Linked DNA regions of Homo sapiens: all the other regions are linked to region 1. Evidence: read pairs that join two places in POLR2A ChIA-PET (ENCODE). Cell type or tissue: Caco-2. All regions are shown on one strand. Links, peaks and the distances in the headings refer to the core of each region. The heading gives the core; the rest is flanking DNA. Region 1 has its middle 38 kb from the start of OCLN. Region 2 overlaps OCLN (occludin). Region 3 overlaps OCLN (occludin).

Region 1 (6,777 bases), core at 756-5,755:
AACTCCGGGGCTCAAGTGATCCTCCTGCCTCAGCCTCCTAAGTAGCTGGGACTACAGACATGAATCCCCATGCCTGGCTAATTTTTTATTGAGGCAGGGTCTCGCTATATTGCCCAGGCTGGTCTCAAACGCCTGGGCTCAAGCAATCCTCCCATCTTGGCTTCCCAAATTGTTAGGATTACAGGCACGAGCCACCATGCCCAGCCAGAAGCACTTTCAAAACTTTTGTTTGATAGTCACATATTCTAATAAGTGCTACTTCGTGGTTCTTCACAGTTATTGGCTATGAACCTCCAACTATGAAAGAAGAGAATTTAATTATCTTTCAATCATCTTGAACCCAGTAATGCATAAATATGTAACTAATGTCATTCTCAATTCTTTCTACATGTTAAGTCTTCCTTTTGAATAGAACGATAATCAATGTTTAGTTTACTATGCCTATAAAAATATTCTCAGCTAAGCCATAAGTTTTCCCCTATTTAAAACATTTTTTTTTTTCCTGGAAATACTGTGTTGCTATTCCCAAGGTTAGTTTCCTATATAATTGACACTAATTCAGGCCCAGTCTTCTCCAGAATAGTCTAACTGTCCTCTCGATATGTTCAAATACATCAGGAGTTCTGCAGTTTTCATCCCCTTGGTGATCTCTCTCCTGGAGCATCCTGACTGTCTCCAAACTGGACGGTTCCCCATATGTGACACACAGGTATCATTCTGGAATTTCTCCTTACCATCATCCTAGGCCGTTCTTCAGCCTGTTTTGAATTAGATACATATTACTAGATCCCATGTCATTCTCCTTCTCAGTTCCTTTGAATCACCTACCTCTTCCAGACCTTCCCCAGAAAAATCTCTTTTTGAGACCTTACAAGTCTGAAAATGTCTTTATTCTACCTACACTTAACTGATAGTTTGGCTGGGTATCTAAGTTGGTAACAATTTTCACTACAAACTTTGAAGGTGACTGCTCCCTCTCTGCATCCGGTGTTGCTAATGAGAAGCCAAACAATTTTAATTCCAGATCCTTTGTGTGTGACCTAGTTTTTCCTCTCTGGAAATGTTTAGGGTTAATGGTTTATTGTGTATTCTGAAATTTCACAATTATGGGGTCTGCCTTCCTTCAATACGTTAGGCACTTGGCAGTCCCTTTCTTTTATCTTCGTTGCAGAGATGAGGTCTTGCTGTGTGACCCAGGCTGGCCTGGAACTCCTGGCCTCAAGTGATCCCCCAGTCTCAGCCTCCCAAAGTGCAAGGATTAGAGCTACGAGCCACCCTTCCCAGCCAACAGGCCCTTTCAATCTAGATAGTTCTGTCCTTCAATAGAAAATTTCTTTGAACTATGTCTTTGATGATTTTTTTATCCTATGTTTTCTTTTTTTCTCATATCATTCTCATATTAGACCTTCTGGATAAATCCACCAGTATTCTTATCTTTACTCTCCTATTTGAACCTCTTTATTTTACTCCTTTTATTGTACTTTCTGGAATATTTCTTCAACTCTATCTTCTATAGTACTGGGTTTTTCATTTCTACTATATTTAACCTCAACCACAAGCAAATAAATACCAAGCTAAAACAATGAGACTTTTTTCTTTTTCTTTTGCCTGTGAGTTTTGGCCAATATAAAAAAGTTTCGTAATACCTAATGTTGGCTAAATGTGGGAAAACAATAAATGAAAGTTCTTTGAAGAACAACTTTACAATATCTATCAAAATTCACAAAACATGTAAAACTCTTGACTCAGTAATTTTACCTCTAGGAATTTACCATGCATTTATACTTGTACAAGTGTTCAAAAATATAGATATAAGCATTATTTGTTAATAGCAAAAAAAATCTTAAATATCCAACAGGAAGCAATTGGTTATATAAACCATAATTATCCCTGAAATATCCAACAATTTCAAAAACAACATTGATCTAGATATGGTGATATTGAATGACTTCCAAACGACTTAAGCGAGCCGAGATTGCGCCATTGCACTCCAGCCTGGGCAACAAGAATGAAATTCCGTCTCAAAAAAAATATATATGAAAACAGGGACTCCAAAAGATATTTGTACACCCATGTTCATAGCAGCATTACTCACAATAGCTAAAGTGGAAGTAACCCAAGTGTCCATCGGTGGATGAAAGGATGAAGAATATGTGCTCTCTATATACAATGTAGCCAGAAAGAAAACGTGGTCATTATATATAATATAGACATGATGGCTCATGGCTGTAATCCTAGCACTTTGGGAGGGCAAAGCCGGAGGATCACTTGAGCCCAAGGAGGTCAAGGCTGCAGCGAGCTGTGATTGCACCACTGCACTCCAGTCTGGGCGACAGAGCAAGACTTTGTTTTTTTTTTTTTTTTTTGAGACAGGGTCTCGCTCTGTTGCCCAGGCTGGAGTGCAGTGGTGTAATCACAGCTAGCTGCAGCCTTGACCTCCTTGGGCTCAAGCGATCCTCCCACCTCAGCCTCCTGAATAGTTGGGACTACAGGCACATGCCACCATGCCTGGCTAATTTAAAAATTTTTTTCAATTTTTGTAGAGATAAGGTCTTGCTTTGTTGCCCAGGCTGCTCTCTAACTCCTGGCCTCAAGCAATCCTCCCACTTCAGCCTTTCAAAGTGCTGGGATTATAGGCATGAGCCACTGTCCCTGGCCTTGGTATAATTTTAACTTGCATTTTACTTTATATGAGTGAGGCTGAGCACATTTTCTTATGTTTAAAAGCCATTTGAGGCCAGGCACGGTGGCTCACGCTTGTAATCCTAGCACTTCGGGAGGCTGAGGCAGGTGGATCACTTGAGCCCAGGAGTTCAAGACCAGCCTGGACAACACAGTGAGACCCTGTCTCAAAAAAAAAAAAGCCATTGGGGCCGGCAGCATGTGCCTGTGGTCCCAGCAACCAGGGAGGCTGACGTGGGAGGATCACTTGAGCCCAGGAAGTCAAGGGTGCAGTGAGCTGTGATTTTGCCACTGCACTCTAGCCTGGGTGACAGAGCAAGATCTTGTCTCAAAAAAAAAAAAACAACAAATGCTGAGAGTTAACAGCGAGCAGTGAGGAGTGCTGTGCGGGTTGGCCCAGCTGGTTTGGTTTGGTTTGATTGGGGAGGGGTTAGCCAGATGATAAACTCCCCTGGCTTTTTCACTAGGTTTGGCTTGCTGCTGTGTTCCCAATAGCTAGCACAGTGCCTGACATATAGCAGATGGGCAACAAATTTGTTGAAAAAAAATGAATGGAAGGCATCCTGGAGGTAAGTGTTTGAGAGCTGTTTAGGAAGAAAGAACCTGGTCATGAATTGGATGCTGGGGAGAGTGAAGTACATGCATAGGTTTCTGACTGCGAAGAAACCAAGAGTCTATGTTTCTGCACGAATGTTTTATTCATGTGGGTGGGGCTCTGCTGAGCTGGCTTTTACAACTTAAAACCTTTTCACTGGGAGGACAATTCCAAAGTCTAGCAGAAGCAAGCTTCAGGAAGAACAATAGCTCCAACCCCACCCCAGTTTTTCAATTTAAGCGAAAAATTAGCTTCTCTGAGACCTCTCCACCCTCCTCTTTGAATATTTGGATGGGATTAAGACAGTCATTCCGGGAAAAGGGGCATCTCAGAGCCTGGAAGAGAGGAGGCAGAGTCAGCTGCCACAAGCCAGTTGAAAATAAAACAGATTTCACGACAGAAGGAAGAGCATGGTGGCTGAATTTGTTAGGTTATGTCCTTGGAAATTCAGAGATGAAAATCAGAGCCACGGACTCTTCCCTCTTCCTTCTTCCGGGATTAAAAATAATAATAGACTGACCATCCTGGCTAACACGGTGAAAGCCCATCTCTACTTAAAATGCAAAAAATTAGCCGGGCGTAGTGGCGGGCGCCTGTAGTCCCACCTACTCAAGAGGCTGAGGCAGGAGAATGGCGTGAACCCAGGAGGCGGAGCTTGCAGTGAGCCGAGGTCGCGCCACTGCACCCCAGCCTGGGCGACAGAGTGAGACTCCGTCTCAAAAATAAATAAATAAATAAATAAATAAATAAATAAATAAATAAACAAACAAATAAATAAAAATTATAGACCGAATCTAGCACTTCCAACTTCTCTGGTCATGCCTCAAAGTTATATTAAGAGATTAAAGCCACATCTTCCTTTTATTATTGGGCACTGGTCTTAGCTTTCCACAGCTTTTAAAAATTGTTAAAAAAAAAAAAAAAAAAGGAAGGGGCTAGGCACAGTGACTCACACCTATAATCCCAACACTTTGGAAGGCAGAGGCAGGGGGTTACTTGAGCCCAGGAGTTCAAGACCAGTCTGGCTGACATAGGGAGACGGTGTCTTTACAAAAAATTTTTAAAAATTAGCCAGGCATGGTGAGGTGCACCTGTGGTCCCAGCTACTTGGGAGGCTAAGGTGAGAGGATCACTTGAGCCCAGGAGGTTGAGGCTGCAGTGAGCCGTGATTGCACCACTGCACTCCAGCCTGGGTGACAGAACGAGACTTTGTCTCAAAAAAGAAAAAAAGAAAAGAAAAGGAAGTAACATCCCTCCTGGTCTTTTGAACTTGTGGGCCACTCCTCCAATGCACACCACCCTAGCCCCTCAGAAAAGAAAGGTAAGCAACATAACAAAGTTTGGTTTCTTTCTGGTTTTTTTTTTTTTTGAGACAGGGTCTCCCTCTGTCACCCAGGGTGGAGTACAGTGGCATGAACACGGCTCACTGCACCCTGGACCTCCTGGGCTCAAGTGGTCCTCCTGCCTCAGTCTCCCCAGTAGCTGGGCTCACAGGCGTGCGCCACCACACCCAGCTTATTTTTAATGATTTTTTTTTTTTTTTTAGAGGAAGTCTTGCTCTGTCGCCCAGGCTGGAGTGCAGTGGTGCAATGTTGGCTCACTGCAAGCTCCACTTCCCGGGTTCACACCATTCTGCCACCTCAGCCTCTCAAGGAGCTGGGACTACAGGCGCCCGCCACCACGTCTGGCTAATTTTGTTTTTGTTTTTTTTAGTAGAGATGGGGTTTCACCGTGTTAGCCAGGATGGTCTCGATCTCCTGACCTCGTGATCCACCCGCCTCAGCCTCCCAAAGTGCTGGGATTACAGGTGTGAGCCACCAGGCCCGGCCTTAATGATTTTTTTTTTTTTAGAGATGGGTCTTGCCATGTTGCCCAGGCTAGTCTCAAACTTCTAGGCTCAAGTGATCCTCCCACCTCAGCCTCCGAAAGTGTTTATTATTTTATTTAAAGGGCTTATCTGGAGTTGAAATAGCCACAAACAAAAACAAACAAACAAAAACAAGGAAAGAAAGAAAAAGAAAAAAAGCTAAAAGGCTTATTAACTGATTTATTTTGGTAAAATTTTAAGTAGTTTTCCTTCCTCTTATTCGGAATATATGTTGAATTATTATAATGAGATAACTAGATAAAAATAATTTTCTATAACATTAGATATAACCAATCTTTGTGTTGCTGTTTTGAAAAGGTCAGGTTTTGTTAGCATGGTGCTTCAGTTATTTGCGATATTTATGAAACTATCTCAAAATTCAAATGCTTGTATCTTATCTTCTAAAAGCTCAGGGAAACTAGACTGCAAACAGGGCAAAGGTTGCAGCATGAAAGTAAATATTTAGATTGCCTCTTAACTCTGCCAGGTGTAATATTCCTGTAAAATAGTGATACCGAAACCAGCTCTGGAGATGGAAAGTATAATCAGGAGGTTTGTTTTATAATAATTTTAATACCGTTGTCCCAAGTATTTGTTTCTGATAACTACTTTCCTATTTTCTTACTCAATATTTATACCTGAATCCCCATTCTCCCAGTTCTCTGAATGAGCTCTCCCATCATATATTCCTAATTTCATTCACATGTCCCACAACAGTTTCACCAAGTATGTGTTCTATTTTCTTCAGAATCTTTTGACCTAGAGGATCTGTGAATGATTAACTGAAGCACTCCCTACCCACTGCTACAAACCAAAAACACGTGTGAAACCTGTCTCTTCCATTTTCTTTCTTCCTTCCTTCCTTCTTTCCCTTACCTTCCCCTTCCTTCCTTCCTTCCTTCCTTCCTTCCTTCCTTCCTTCCTTCCTTTCTTTTTTTCTCTCTCTCTCTTTCTTTTTTTTTCTTGAGATGGAGTCTCACTCTGTCTCTCAGGCTGGAGTGCAGTGGCATGATCTTGGCTCACTGCAACCTCTGCCTCCCAGGTTCAAGCGATTCTCCTATTTCAGCCTCCCGAGTAGGTGGGATTACAGGCATCTGCCACCACACCCAGCGAATTTTTGTATTTTTAGTTGAGACCAGCGTGACCAACATGGTGAAACCCATGTTGGTCACGCTGGTCTCTAACTCCTGACTTCAGGTGATCCATCCACCTCGGCCTCCCAAAGTGCTGGGATTACAGGCATGAGCCACTGCGCCCAGCTGTTTCTGCCATTTTCTACCCAATTTATGGACACCCAGGTTTGGAGTACAGAGGACAAGTACCAAGCACAAGGCTTGGGTACTGGGTACCCAGAAAACACAGCTGCAGGTCTCAAAGGAGTCTTGGCCTTGTTGCTTGACTTCTATACTTTTAATTTTTTTGTGACCTACTATACTTATCTGGCCAGCCCAACCAGCAGTCCAACAGTAACATCTGTTGACCTAAACTCCACCATCATTAAGCCCCCTATCAGATTATATTATTTTTGTATCCAAAGATAATTTAGCTGAGATTATTTTCTGGCATATATTTTTACAACTCTTCTGATGAACAAACAGATGGATTTAGCCAAGTTCAAAACTAAATCAAATTC
Region 2 (6,777 bases), core at 720-5,719, 56 kb before region 1:
ACTAGTTCCAAAGCTTGTACACCTACGGGCCAAGCTTTGTGCACCTACGAGAATGGCCAGTAAAGTAACTCAATCATTGGTATACTTCTAAAGGGCCTGAAAAATGCTACTCTCAAAAGTATTCACAGCTTTGAAATAGCCAATCATGCTTGTAATCTTGTTCAAAACATATGCTTGGCAAGCCTTTTTACACTGAATGTAAATTTCTGTCCATAGATCTCTATCTTACCAAAAATGATGAAGACATGGATCTAATCAAGCTATAAATAGCAAATTGACTAATGATTGATTTGGTCTGGCAGGTTTCTCTGTTTCAGGAGTCTTGCATACTACTAGAAAGGGCCCTGTAACAAAGAAACTTCCTACTCTTAACAGTTCTCCCAGTGGTGATAGGATATTAAATGGTATATTGGCCTGGGAGGCACTTGAAGTTGAGGGAAATATCAGGCCTCTACCCTGGATGTCTGCTAATGGGAACAAGAGGCTCTCCTTCCAGCTGTCTTGACAGTGACATCATTTTTCAAAGAGTAAGTAGTAAGAGAACTAAGAGGGATAGGGGTGTGGTAGGATAGGAGTACCAACCCTCAGTCCCTATCTACCATGGACATGTCTAAATGGCAACAACGAGCACTGTGAAAACCTACGTCTGCAGGGAAAACCTTCAGTCTTCTAAATAATGGTAGACAGATACTAGAGGTCTAACTCCAAAGGAGTGACTCATTCAGGAATGGGAACTCCTGAGTTAGTGTAAGAAAAAAGGAAAAACAAGGGAAAAAAGATCAGTAACTCAGAAACATTTCAGATATTAATATAATCAGTATGACTCATGGTTACTAAAGTAGGTTTCTCAACTCCAACCTGCACATTTGAATCACTTGCTTAGCTTTTAAACATACTAACTTACACTCTGAAAACTATAAAACACTATTAAAAGAAGTTTAACAAGACCTACATAAATCAAAAGAATCTTACGTTCATGAATCAGAAGACTTGTAATTGTAAAGATGACAATACATCCAAAATTGACCTACAGATTCAATATAACCCTTCAAAATCCTAGCTGGCATTTTTTTCCAAAATTGACATGCTGATCTTAAAATCCATATGGAAATGCAAGGAATCCAGAATCTAGCCAAAACAGTCTTGAAGAACAAAGTTGGAGAACTCCCACTCCACAATTTCAAAACTTACTATAAAGTTACAGTAATCAAGACAGTATGGTACTGGCATTAGGACATATGATTAATGCAGCTGAACTGAGAGCCCAGAAATAAATGTCCACATTTATGATCAATTCATTTTTGACAAAGGCATGAAGAAAACTTAGTGGAGGAACAGTCCTTTCAACAAGTAACACTGAGACAACTGCATATAAACATGCGAAAGCTTTCAGAACCCTTGCTTCCATCATGCCCAAAATTAACACAACATGAATCACAGACCTAACTGTAAAAGCTAAAATTATGAAACTATAGAAAAATTAAATAATAGAAAACATAGGAGTAAATCCTTGTGACCCTGAATTAGGCAAAGCATTAGATATGACACCAAAAATACAAGCAACAGAAGAAAAATTAAATAAACTGGACATCATCAAAACTAAAAATTTTTTTTTTTTTTTTTTTTTTGAGACAGAGTTTTGCTCTTGTTGTCTAGGCTGGAGTGCAGTGGCACAATTTCAGCTCACTGCAACCTCCACCTCCTGGGTTCAAGTGATTCTCCTGCCTCAGCCTACTGAGTAGCTGGGATTACAGGCACGCCACCGTGTCCAGGTAATTTTTCTATTTTTAGTAGAGATGGAGTTTCACCATGTTGGCCAGGCTGGTCTCGAACTCCTGACCTCAGGTGATCCGCCCACCTTGGCCTTCCAAAGTGCTGGGATTACAGGCGTGAGCTACCATGCCCGGCCCAAAACTAAAAGCTTTTATGCAAAGGACACCATCAAGAAAGTGAAAAGATGCCTATAATCCCAGCGGTTTGGAAGGCCAAGGCAGGATCACTTGAGCCCAGGAGTTCCAGCCCAGACCGGGCAACAAAGTGAGACCCTGTCTCTACAAAAAATTTTTTAAAAAATTATCCGGGTGTGGTGGCATGCCCCTGTGGTCCTAGCTACTCAGGAGACTGAGGTAGGAGGGTCACTTGAGCCCAGGAGGTCAAGGATGCAGTGAGCTGTGACTGCACCACTGCACCCCAGCCTGGGTGACAGTGAGACTCTGTCTCAAAAACAAAACAACAACAAAAATAGCCCAATTAAAACATGGGCAAGTCTAGGCCGGGCACAGTGGCTCACACCTGTAATCCCAGCACTTTGGAGGCCGAGGCGGGCGGATCACGAGGTCAGAAGATAGAGACCATCGTGGCTAACACGGTGAAACCCCATCTCTACTAAAAATACAAAAAAAAAAAAAAATTAGCTGGGCGTGGTGGCCGGTGCCTGTAGTCCCAGCTATTCAGGAGGCTGAGGCAGGAGAATGGTGTGAACCCAGGAGGCGTAGCTCACAGTGAGCAAAGATCACACCACTGCACTCCAGCCTGGGCGATAGAGCAAGACTCCGTCTCAAAAAGAAAAAAAAAATGGACAAGTCTAAACAGCCATTTCTCCAAAGATAAGAGAGAAATGGCCAATAAGTACATGACTATATAGCTAATAACATTAGCTATAAAGAAAATACGAATCAAAATCACAATAAAGCACCACTTCACTTCTCACCCATCAGCATGGCTAGAATCAGACAATAACAAGTGTTGGTGAGGATGTGGAGAAATTGGAACTTTCATACATTTCTGATGTGAATGTAAAATGATGCAAACTCTTTGGAAAAACTCTGGTAGCTCCCCAAAAGATTAAAGAGTCACCATATGACCCAGCAATTCCACCCCTAGGTATAACCCAACTCAAGAAATCATTAAAACATAGGTTCACACAAAAACGTATACAAGAATGTCTATAGCATGATTCTTTTTTTTTGAGATGGAGTCTTGCTCTGTCGCTCAGGCTGGAGTGCAGTGGCGCAATCTCAGCTCACTGCAAGCTCCGCCTCCCGGGTTCACGCCATTTCTTCTGCCTGAGCCTCCCGAGTAGCTGGGACTACAGGTGCCTGCCACCATGCCCAGCTAATTTTTTTTGTATTTTTAGTAGAGACGGGGTTTCACCTTATTAGCGAGGATGGTCACAATCTCCTGACCTCATGATCCGCCCGCCTCAGCCTCCCAAAGTGCTGGGATTACAAGCATGAGCCACCGTGCCCAGTCTAGCATGATTCTTAATAGCCAATGTAGACACAAATGTCTATCAACTGATAAATAAAATGTGGTTTATCCACACACTGGAATATTAGCAATAAAAAGGAATGAGAGAATGGCACAAGCTATGACATGGGTAAACCTTAAAAACATTATGCTACGTAAAAGAAGCCCATCACAAAGACCACATTGTGTGATTCCATTTATATGAAATACCTAGAGAATAGACAAATTTATAGATGTAGGATTAGTGGTTGCCTAGGGCTAAGAATGGTTAGGGAAATGAGGAGTGACCGCTAACGGGTACAAGTTTCTTTTTAGGATAGTGAAAATGTTCTAAAATTGATTGTGGTGATGGTGGCACAATTCTGTGAATATATTAAAAACCACTGAACTGTTATTTAAGTAATCAAATTACATGGTATGTTAATCATATCTTAATGAGACTCAGCCCCTCCCCCAGATTTAATTAGAAGTGGAGCCTTGTCATCAATATTTTTTAAGAGTTTCCAGAGTGATTCTATCACATATCTCAAGTTGAAGGCCTCTGCTAAGGAGATGGAGAAAAAACCCAAAACACCACTCATACCTCCTGGGGATCCACAACACAGTAGTGATACAAATACTGATCCACGTAGAGTCCAGTAGCTGCAGGTGTATAAAATTGGTTGCAGAGGGCATATATTTGTGAACCATATAGAGATCCAGAAGACTGAGCAGTTGGGTTCACTCCCATTATATAGACAATTGTGGCAATAAACACCATGATGCCCAGGATAGCACTCACTATTATCACACTTAAGTAGTATCTTCTTGTTCTGGACATTTCAGATCTTATAACACTGGTAACAAAGATCACCAACGCGGCAATGAAACAAAAGGCAGCCATGGCCAACATGAAGCCCTTTGCTGCTCTTGGGTCTGTATAGCCTCCGTAGCCATAGCCATAACCATAGCCATAGCCATAGCCACTTCCGTAGCTACCAAAGCCACTTCCTCCATAAGGGTAGCCTACACTACCTCCTAAAAGGGAAGTTCCATAGCCTCTGTCCCAGGCAAGCGTGGAGGCCACACAGGCAAAGATGGCAATGCACATCACAATAATGAGCATAGACAGGATCCGAATCACTCCTGGAGGAGAGGTCCATTTGTAGAAGTGAAGAATTTCATCTTCTGGGTAAAAAGAGTAGGCTGGCTGAGAGAGCATTGGTCGAACATGCATCTCTCCACCATATATGTCATTGCTTGGTGCATAATGATTCGGTTTGCTGAAATGAACATGAAAATAATTTCAAGTTAGCATTTTTTGGTAGTAAGCAGAAAGAACACAACTTATTTGGAATAATTTAAACCATTGGGTAAATGAAACTAAAGCTTATCTGTGCACAGGAATCACCTGGAGGGCTTGTTAAAACATAAGATTATTGGCCTCTAGCCACAACCCATTCTGCTCAGACATTTGGGTTATCTCTGTTTGGGGGTATTGTAAACAGTTTAACTATAAACATCCTTGAATGTGTATTCTGGTACGGAACAGTACTTATTTTTCTAGGGTATATAACCAGGAGAATTTCTGGATCACATATTTTTATATCTTCAACTTCACTAGACAGTATCAAACTGTTTTCCAAAGTGATTGTACCAATTACCTACAGTGGAATGGGTAACTGTAATATATCCATACAATGGAATACTCCATAGCTATACTGTCCAATGTGGCAGCCACTAGCCACTTGGGTCTATCATACACTTGAAATGTATCTAGTCCGGCTGGGCACGGTGGCTCATGTCTGTAATCCCAGCACTTTGGGAGGCCAAGGCGGGTGGATCACTTGAGGTCAGGGGTTCAAGACCAGCCTGGCCAACATGGTGAAACCCCATCTCTACTAAAAATACAAAAATTAGCCAGACGTGGTGGCATGCGCCTGTAATCCCAGCTACTCAGGAGGCTGAGGCACGAGAATTGCTTGAACCCGGGAGGTGGAGGTTGCAGTGAGCCGAGATCGTGCCATTGCACTCTACCCTGAGTGACAGAGCAAGACTCCGTCTCAAAAAAAAAGAAATGTGGCTAGTCCAAACTGAGATACGCTGTTAAAATGCACAGTGGAGAGTCTGAGGTGGGCAGATCACTTGAGGCCAGGAGTTTGAGACCAGCCTGGAGAACATGGTAAAACCCTATCTCTACTAAAAATACAAAAATTAGCCAGGCATGGTGACACATGCCTGTAATCCCACTTACTTGGGAGGCTGAGGCACGAAAATCAAGAATCCCTTGAACCCAGGAGGCAGAGGTTGCAGTGAGCTGCGATCACACCCACTGCACTCCAGCCTGGGTGACAGGGCAAAAAAATTTAAAAATGCACAATGGATTTCAAAGATATAATATGAAGAAAGAATGTAAAATATTTCCTGAATCATTCATTTTTTACATCAATCACGTGATGAAGTAATGTTTTAGATATACAAGATTAAGTGAAATATATTAAAATTAATTTCTTCTTTTGGCCAGGCACGGTGGCTCACGCCTGTAATCCCAGCACTCTGGGAGGCCGAGGCGGGTGGATCACCTGAGGTCAGGAGTTCGAGACCGGCCTGGCTATCCTGGTGAAACCCCATCTCTACTGAAAATACAAAAACTAGTTGGGCGTGGTGGTGTGTGCTTGTAATCCCAGCTACTTGGGAGGCTGAGGCAGGAGAATCACTTGAACCCAGGAGGTGGAGGTTGCAGTAAGCCGAGACCGTGCCATTGCACTCCAGCCTGGGCAAAAAGAGCAAAACTCTGTCTTAAAAAAAAAAAATTATCTTTTTATTTTTAATGAAAGTATAAAATTACATATATGGCTCATGTTATATTTCTACAGTGCTATGAAGCCAAAACTGATGAACTATGAATACATGCAGTTACAGGTAATGCTGAAAAAAATGAAAAAATACATATCGCATTATTATATTTACATAAAGTTTTAAAACAGGTAAAACTGGCCAGATGTGGTGGCTCACACCTATAATCCCAGCACTTTAGGAGGTGGGCGGGTCACCTGAGGTCAGGAATTTGAGACCAGCCTGGCCAACATGGCGAAACCCCGTCTCTACTAAAAGCATAAAAATTGGTTGTGCATTGTGGTGGTTACCTGTAATCCCATCTACTTGGGAGGCTGAGGCAGGAGAATTGCTTGAATCCAGGAAGTGGAGGTTGCAGTGAGCCAAGATTGTGCCACTGCACTCCAGCCTGGGCAACAAAGTGAGAGTCTGTCTCAAAAATAAATAAATAAAACAGGTAAAACTAAACTGAAATGTTTAGGATATACAAGATGATAAAATGATAAAAGCAGGTAATGATCATACGTCAGGACAGTGGTCTCCAGAGAAAAGGAGAGGACACAGGGAAGGACTTTGAAGTGTTCTGTTTCTTGACCTGGGTGATGAGTATGTATGTTTGCTTGGTCTTTCCTCATGATCTCCTACATATGTTCTGTGTCCTTTTCTTTATGTATGTTGCAGTTCACCATTATTTACAAAAGCAACACAAAATAA
Region 3 (6,777 bases), core at 957-5,956, 66 kb before region 1:
TGGCGACATCAGATGGACTTCAACTCCATCAACATGTATTAATCTATAACCTAACTCTGCGTAAAAAGGCAAATGCCAAGACACTACATGCAGGTACACCTTCTACAAAGTTAAAAAACACCCAAAACAAAATCATGTTGCTAAGTTATACATGTATGCAGGTAAAAACTTAAAAAGCAAATTATAATAAACTCAAAATTCTAGATAGGCTACCTCTGGGGGCAGGTAGAAGCAAGTAGATGAGAGAGTAAAAAATGTATAATGTAACTTAGTAATGTATTGTAATTATTAGGTGGGATGGTAGATCTGCAGGTGTTCATTATGAAACAATAAATGTACCAGGAATGCTATGCATGGACTAAAGGTGATAATGTCATAAACTAAGAATTGAATTAATCTATTTCTGTGCACCTGAAGTCCAGTTTTTGTTTTTAGAGACAGAGTCTCACTTTGTCACCCAGCCTGAAGTGCAGTGGCACATCTCGGCTCACTGCAACCTCCACCTCCCAGGTTCAGGTGATTTCCCACCTCAGCCTCCAGAGTAGCTGGGACTACAGGCATGCGCCACCAGGCCCAGCTAATTTTTGTATTTTCAGTAGAGACAGGGTTTCACCATGTTGGCCAGGATGGTCTCAAACTCCTGACCTCAACTGATCTACGCACCTTGGTCTCCCAAAGTGCTGGGATTACAAGTGTCAGCCACTGTGCTCAGCCTTAAAGTCCAGTTTTTAAAAAGGTAATCATTGGCCGGGCACGGTGGCTTACACCTGTAACCCCAGCACTTTGGGAGGCTGAGGCGGGTGGATCACCTGAGGTCAGGAGTTTGAGACCAGCCTGGCCAACGTGGCAAAACCCCATGTCTACTAAAAATACAAAAATTAGCTGGGTGTGGTGACACATGCCTGTAATCCCAGCTACTTAGGAGGCTGAGGCAGGAGAATCGCTTGAACCCGGGAGGTGGAGGTTGCAGTGAGCCGAGATCATGCCACTGCACTCTAGCCTGTGTGACAGAGCAAGACTTCATCTCAAAAAATAATTAAAAAAAAAAAAAAAGGTAATCATTAAGGTTTTTCCTAAGAATCTACTGGCATGGAAATGCTCAGTTAGGGTTCTAATCCTGGCTTTGTCACCCATATGTGACCCCAGGCATGTGGATGAAAATGCTTTCTGTTAATATAAAACCAAATTTAACGTAAACATCAATTTTGTCTATTCTCTAAAAATATTATCATATACTGTTAGAAAATGGCTTAATAGCCCCCTTTTACACAATTATGCTGGCCAAAATGTGTTCAAAAAAGGAAGAATAATCAAAAGACTCAACTTTCACCAAAAATTGTAAAATTTCAGAAAACACAATTTCAGTATTATTCAAGTTGACCATTTGGGAACAAAATTAAGTTAGTGTTTATCTCATACTATAATAAAAAACAAGCATCTCAATATGAATAAAGTTATGACATTTGGTAAATAGTAAATATCAATATTGGTCCATTAGTGGTGACAAATGCACCACACTAATGTAGGATGTTAACAATAGGGACAACTAGCTGCACTGTGGGTAGTGGCTCACACCTGTAATCCCAGCAGTTTGGGAGGCCAAGGCAGGAGAACTGCATGAGTTCAGGAGTTCAAGAATAGCCTGGGCGACATAGCGAACTCTGTCTCTACTTTAAAAAAAAAAAAGTCAGCCAGGCATAGCGGCACATGTCTGTAGTCCCAGCTACTTGGGAGGCTGAGGTGGGAGGACTGCTTGAGCCCAGCAGTCAAGGCTGTAGTAAGCTATGATTGCGCCATTGCACTCCAGCCTGGGCAACAGAGTGAGACCTTGCCTCAAGAAAAAAAAAAATAAAAGGGAAAACTGAGTGCCGTGGTATACAGAAATCCATCATACTATAATTGCAACTTTTCTGTAAATCTATTAATAAAACTATTCTAAAATGAAACATTTATCTTAAAAAACAAGGGGGGTGGTCCAGTGTATATCCTGGATGTTAAAAACAAAAACAAAAACACAAAAACTGGATTGGGTGCACGACACTTCTAAGTTTGCTAAAAATCACTGTAAATTTTTAATGGGTGATGACAATGTATGGTATATAAATTGTACCTCAATAAAGCTGTTTAAAAAAATATGTTTCTGGTGGTCTAAAGCTTCTGGTGATCTTAAAGGTCTAGGTTGGGCGAAAATAAAAACAAGAAATATGAGAGAGGAACATTACACCAATCAAGGATGTTAAAATGTACCAAGGACTGACATATGTTTAACTCAACCCTCTGCACACATTTAGTACACATGGGGTAAAAAAAATAAAACTTTAAAATACCAACGAAACTACAGGAGGGTATTATTTAAACCTTGAAGGGGGTGTAAAACTCTCTAGGAACAAAGATATGTAGAGGCCATAAAGAGACAGGAAATATAAGTACATAAAAAAATAAGAAGTCTGGGCATGGTGGCAAATGCCTACAATCCCAACACTTTGGGAGGCCAAGGCACAAGGATCACTTGAGGCCAGGAGTTCAAAACGAGCCTGGGTAACATAGTGAGACCCTCTCTCTTAAAACAAACAAAAAAACACTGTAGACAAAGATGAAAGACCACAATAATGTGGGAGAAGTTATCATCAATAAGACAAAATATTAATATCCATAATATAAAAAACTCTAGTCAGGAAAGAACGAACAATCACGGAAAACTAAGCCATGCTATGAAGATGTCAAGTGATGAAGAATAGGAAATAAGCATATGCTTAATCACCAAATTTTGAAAATGAAACTTTATTTTTACTTACTGGATTAACAAAAATTAATGACAGATAATAACCAGAACAGAAAAAAATGTTGGGAACTGAGCAATTTCATATACCATCAGGGTTAGTAGAATCTGCAGAGCTTTCAAAAACAATGCAACTTGGTAATCCCTTGTAAAATGCTTTTTTTCAAGAGATAGGGGTCTTGCTCTATTGCCTAAGCTGGAGTACAGTGACACAACCATAGCTCACTGCAGCCTCAACTCTTGAGCTCAAGAGATCCTTCTGTCTCATCCTCCCGAGTAGCTGGGACTAGAGTCGAGCTACCATGCCCAGCTAACCTAGTAAAATTTTAAGTGTGCACACTCAATGACTAGTTCTAGAAATTTATCTTACACAAACACTAGCAAGAGTGCATAAAGACATGTGAGAGAATGTTCACTGCAGCGTTATCTGTAATAGTAAACAACTGAACACAATTAAAATGTCCATAAATAGGAGAATGAATCATCGTATACTCATACTATGAAATACCACCCAGCTGCCAAGAGCAATTAGGTCTATGTGCTGACAGACTTGGAAAGATGTTCACAAAACAAAGTTTTTAAAAAAGCAAACTGCATACAACGTGTACATTATGATCCTATTTTTGGTTTTAAAATAACACCAATTTTTGGGTTTAAAATAAATTGGCTAGGCACGGTGGCTCATGCCTGTAATCCCAGCACTTTGGGAGGCCGACGCGGGTGGATCGCCTGAGGTCAGGAGTTCGACCAACGTGGTGAAACCCCATCTCTACTAAAAGTACAAAAATTAGCTAGACGTGGTGGCATGTGCCTGTAATCCCAGCTACTCAGGAGGCTGAGGCAGGAGAATCACTTGAATCCAGGAAGTGGAGATTGTAGTGAGCTGAGATTGCGCCATTGCACTCCAGCCTGGGTGACAGAGCGAGACTCCATCTCAAAACAAAAATCCCACCAAATTATTAAAAGTAACAACATTACATTATTTACCATGTGCAAGGTATTATACTAAGTATTTTACAAATATTAACAAGTTTGAGGCTGCAGTGAGCTATGACTGTACCACTGCACTCCAACACGGGTGACAGAGCTACACCCTGTCTCTAAATAAATAATAACAAAAGTAAAAAAAAAAATTTAAGGGAGTATGAGCATACTTCCAATTTAGAATAAGAAATAGGAAAGGAAAAAGATGATTAAAGAAAGTACCCCAGGCCAGGCATGGTGGCTCACGCCTGTAATCCCAGCACTTTGGGAGGCAGAGGATCACGTAGTCAGAAGTTTGAGGCCAGCCTGGCCAAGATGGTGAAACCCCGTCTCTACTAAAAATACAAAAATTAGCCGGGCACAGTGGCAGGCGCCTGTAATCCCAGCTACTTGGGAGGCTGAGGCAGGAGAATCGCTTGAACCCAGGAGACAGAGGTTGCAGTGAGCCGAGATAGTGCCACTGCGCTCCAGCCTGGGCAACAGAGCAAGACTCCATCTCAAAAAAAAAAAAAAAGTACCCCATAGTGGTAACTTAAGTTGACATAATTTTCTTTATACAGGCCAGGCATGGTGGCTGACGCCTATAATCCTAGCACTTTGGGAGGCCGAGGCAGGCAGATCACCTGAGGTCAGAAGTTTGAGACCAGCCTGGCCAACATGACAAAACCCCATCTCTACTAAACATACAAAAAGTAGCTGCACATGGTGGCAGGCACCTGTAATCCCAGATACTCGGAAGGCTGAGGCAGGAGAATCACTTGAACCTGGAAGCGGGAGGCTGCAATGAGCTGAGATCGTGCCATCGCACTCCAGCCTGGCAACAGAGCGAGACTGTCTCAAAAACAAACAAACAAACAAAAATTACTTTATACAGTTGGCCCTTGAACAACCAGGTTTGAACTGCATGGGTCCACATATACGTGGATTTTTTTCAACTAAACATAGATGGAAAACAGTATTGGCGGAATGCAAAACCCAGGTATCCAGAGGGCCAATTTTTCATACACATGGGTTCCACCGACTACAGGACTTGAATATGCATGGATTTGGGTATACATGGGGGTCCCGGAACCAACCACCTGAGTATACCAAGGAATGACTGCACTTCACTGTATTTTCCAAATCATCCATACTTAACCAAATAAAATATTTAATTAAAAAAATCAGATCTGAAATTTGAGGGCAGAACAAAACAAAGACCTGCAAAGTTTAATTAAACAAATCTTAAAACATTTAAAATACAAACTGGTATCCATCTGAGTGACTATAAAAGACCAGGTTAAAAACCAAGCAGCGTGCAAACATGAGCTGTTTATTTTACAAGGAACAAGATATCCAGAAAAAGGAAGGGGGAAAAAAAGCCCTAAGAAGGGCAGAGAAACCACTGTGTTGAGCCAACAGGGACAGGGAATTATAAAACTCTAAATTTTCTCACAGATTATACAAAAGGGATAAAACTTGTTTTAAACACTGAAGGCACAGCTTTTGACTACCCTCTGCTCTGAGAGGTGGGAGGGCAGGAGGCGTGTTATAATCCTGAAGATGCTAAAAATCCAAGAAGGAAGTCAGTAAGATTTAGTAACATAATAAAATTCTAGACCGACCCCAATCTGTAGGGAGGGATTAAACTAATATTGAGTAGCTAATTGTTACTGTAGTACTTTTTTGTTTTGCTTTTTTGAGACAGGGTCTCACTCTGTCACCCAGGCTGGAGTGCAGTGGCGAGATCATGCCTCACTGCAGCCTTGACCTCCCAGGCTCCAGCAATCCTCCCACTTCAGCTTCCCAAGCAGCTGGGACTACAGGCACCTGTGCCCACGTCCGGCTAATTTTTTAAATTTTTTGTAGAGATAGGGTCTTGCCTTCTTGCCCCAGATGGTCTTAAACTCCTGGGCTCAAGTGATCCTCCTTGGCCTCGCAAGTACTGGGATTACAGACATGAGTTTTTCTTTTCCCCCCGAATCAGCCATTATTAGCTATATGGGGAGTAACCTGTCTCAGCTCTTTGCAATCAATCAAACCCAAATTTTAATTCTCCTTTAGTGCAAGTAGTTAATTCTAGATTCTCATCCACTATTTTAAGTAGAGATTGTTTTGATATTAATTTCTCATGACCAAAAGGAAGAAAACTCCCTAATCTACTCCACTGTGAACAGTTTAGATGCAGGATGACACAATTCCACAGCGATGGCCACATTATCAGGGTGAAACTAATCAGGCAGAAATGAGAGTAACAGGCTACATCTGCCTGTTCCATCAATTAAGGAAATAATGAGAACGTGGTATTGAATTCCGCGACATGAACTTGGGCAGGTGAGGGGAGAATAGAAAGAAAGGCAAAATATCTGTGGTTAAACCACCTCCAAATAATTTATTTTAAATAGGCTTTCTGAGGCATTTCAGTTCAAAAAACTGAAGGGCAGAGGAAAAGAAATGAGGAATTTGCCTCTGGTTAAGAATCACATAAAACATTAGTTTGGGCAAAATCATATATCTGCTATTCAACAGACAATTCTTTTACATACAATGAAAATACTTGTTACTAGAGAGAAACAATGAAGTCCACATGCAACAACCCACAGGCTATCAAATTTCCAGAGGTTCAAGGAGGAATTTTATTAAAATAATACCTTCTTAAAAGCTAAGTAGTTCTTTCACCTTAATCATCATCACCTCCATAAGTTACAACAGCTATCTTTTGCCAAATTATCAAAAGCAACTAGAACTGATTAAACCTTCATGACAGTAAAATCAGATGAGAGGCCAAAGTTCACTGGGACTCTAATATTACTGGCATTGGTCTCCCTTGAGTCGGGTTTGTTGTTTTTAAGCCTCTTGAAACCTTAAGTAAACAAATCTAACTGCCAACGAAAACTAACACACCCAGAAACTCTCAGCGAAACATTTACTTCATAGCTCATAATATAGACCTGTCCTATTCCAGCTACAAGTGGCCTTGCCTGGAGGTAAATGTCGAAAGAAAACACTTCCTAACACCTTCACACTTTAAAGTG

Evidence for each region. Peaks named below come from ENCODE experiments on the same cell type or tissue, not always from the same donor. Only the 100,000 strongest peaks of a DNase experiment are listed, where the experiment ranks them.
Region 2: POLR2A ChIA-PET joins it to region 1 with 5 read pairs; 5 of 35 experiments call an interaction of 5 or more read pairs at or near these places.
Region 3: POLR2A ChIA-PET joins it to region 1 with 5 read pairs; 5 of 35 experiments call an interaction of 5 or more read pairs at or near these places.

What each region holds. Positions count from the first base shown.
Region 1 is chr5:69,451,311-69,458,087 of GRCh38, reverse strand. No RefSeq gene overlaps it. Among named protein-coding and RNA genes, the nearest start is that of OCLN, 38 kb to the left of the region's middle. In Caco-2, for the core only: no CTCF peak of the experiment used is centred there; DNase peaks (open chromatin) are centred at 3,037, 3,937 and 5,584; H3K4me3 peaks cover 788 bases.
Region 2 is chr5:69,506,875-69,513,651 of GRCh38, reverse strand. OCLN (occludin) reads right to left here. Exons shown (of 9, transcript NM_001205254.2): 3 at 3,833-4,511. Among named protein-coding and RNA genes, the nearest start is that of OCLN, 17 kb to the right of the region's middle. In Caco-2, for the core only: no CTCF peak of the experiment used is centred there; no DNase peak of the experiment used is centred there.
Region 3 is chr5:69,517,804-69,524,580 of GRCh38, reverse strand. The region is part of intron 4 of OCLN (occludin); the gene reads right to left. Among named protein-coding and RNA genes, the nearest start is that of SNORD13B-1, 18 kb to the left of the region's middle. RefSeq lists an enhancer at 6,589-6,777. In Caco-2, for the core only: no CTCF peak of the experiment used is centred there; no DNase peak of the experiment used is centred there.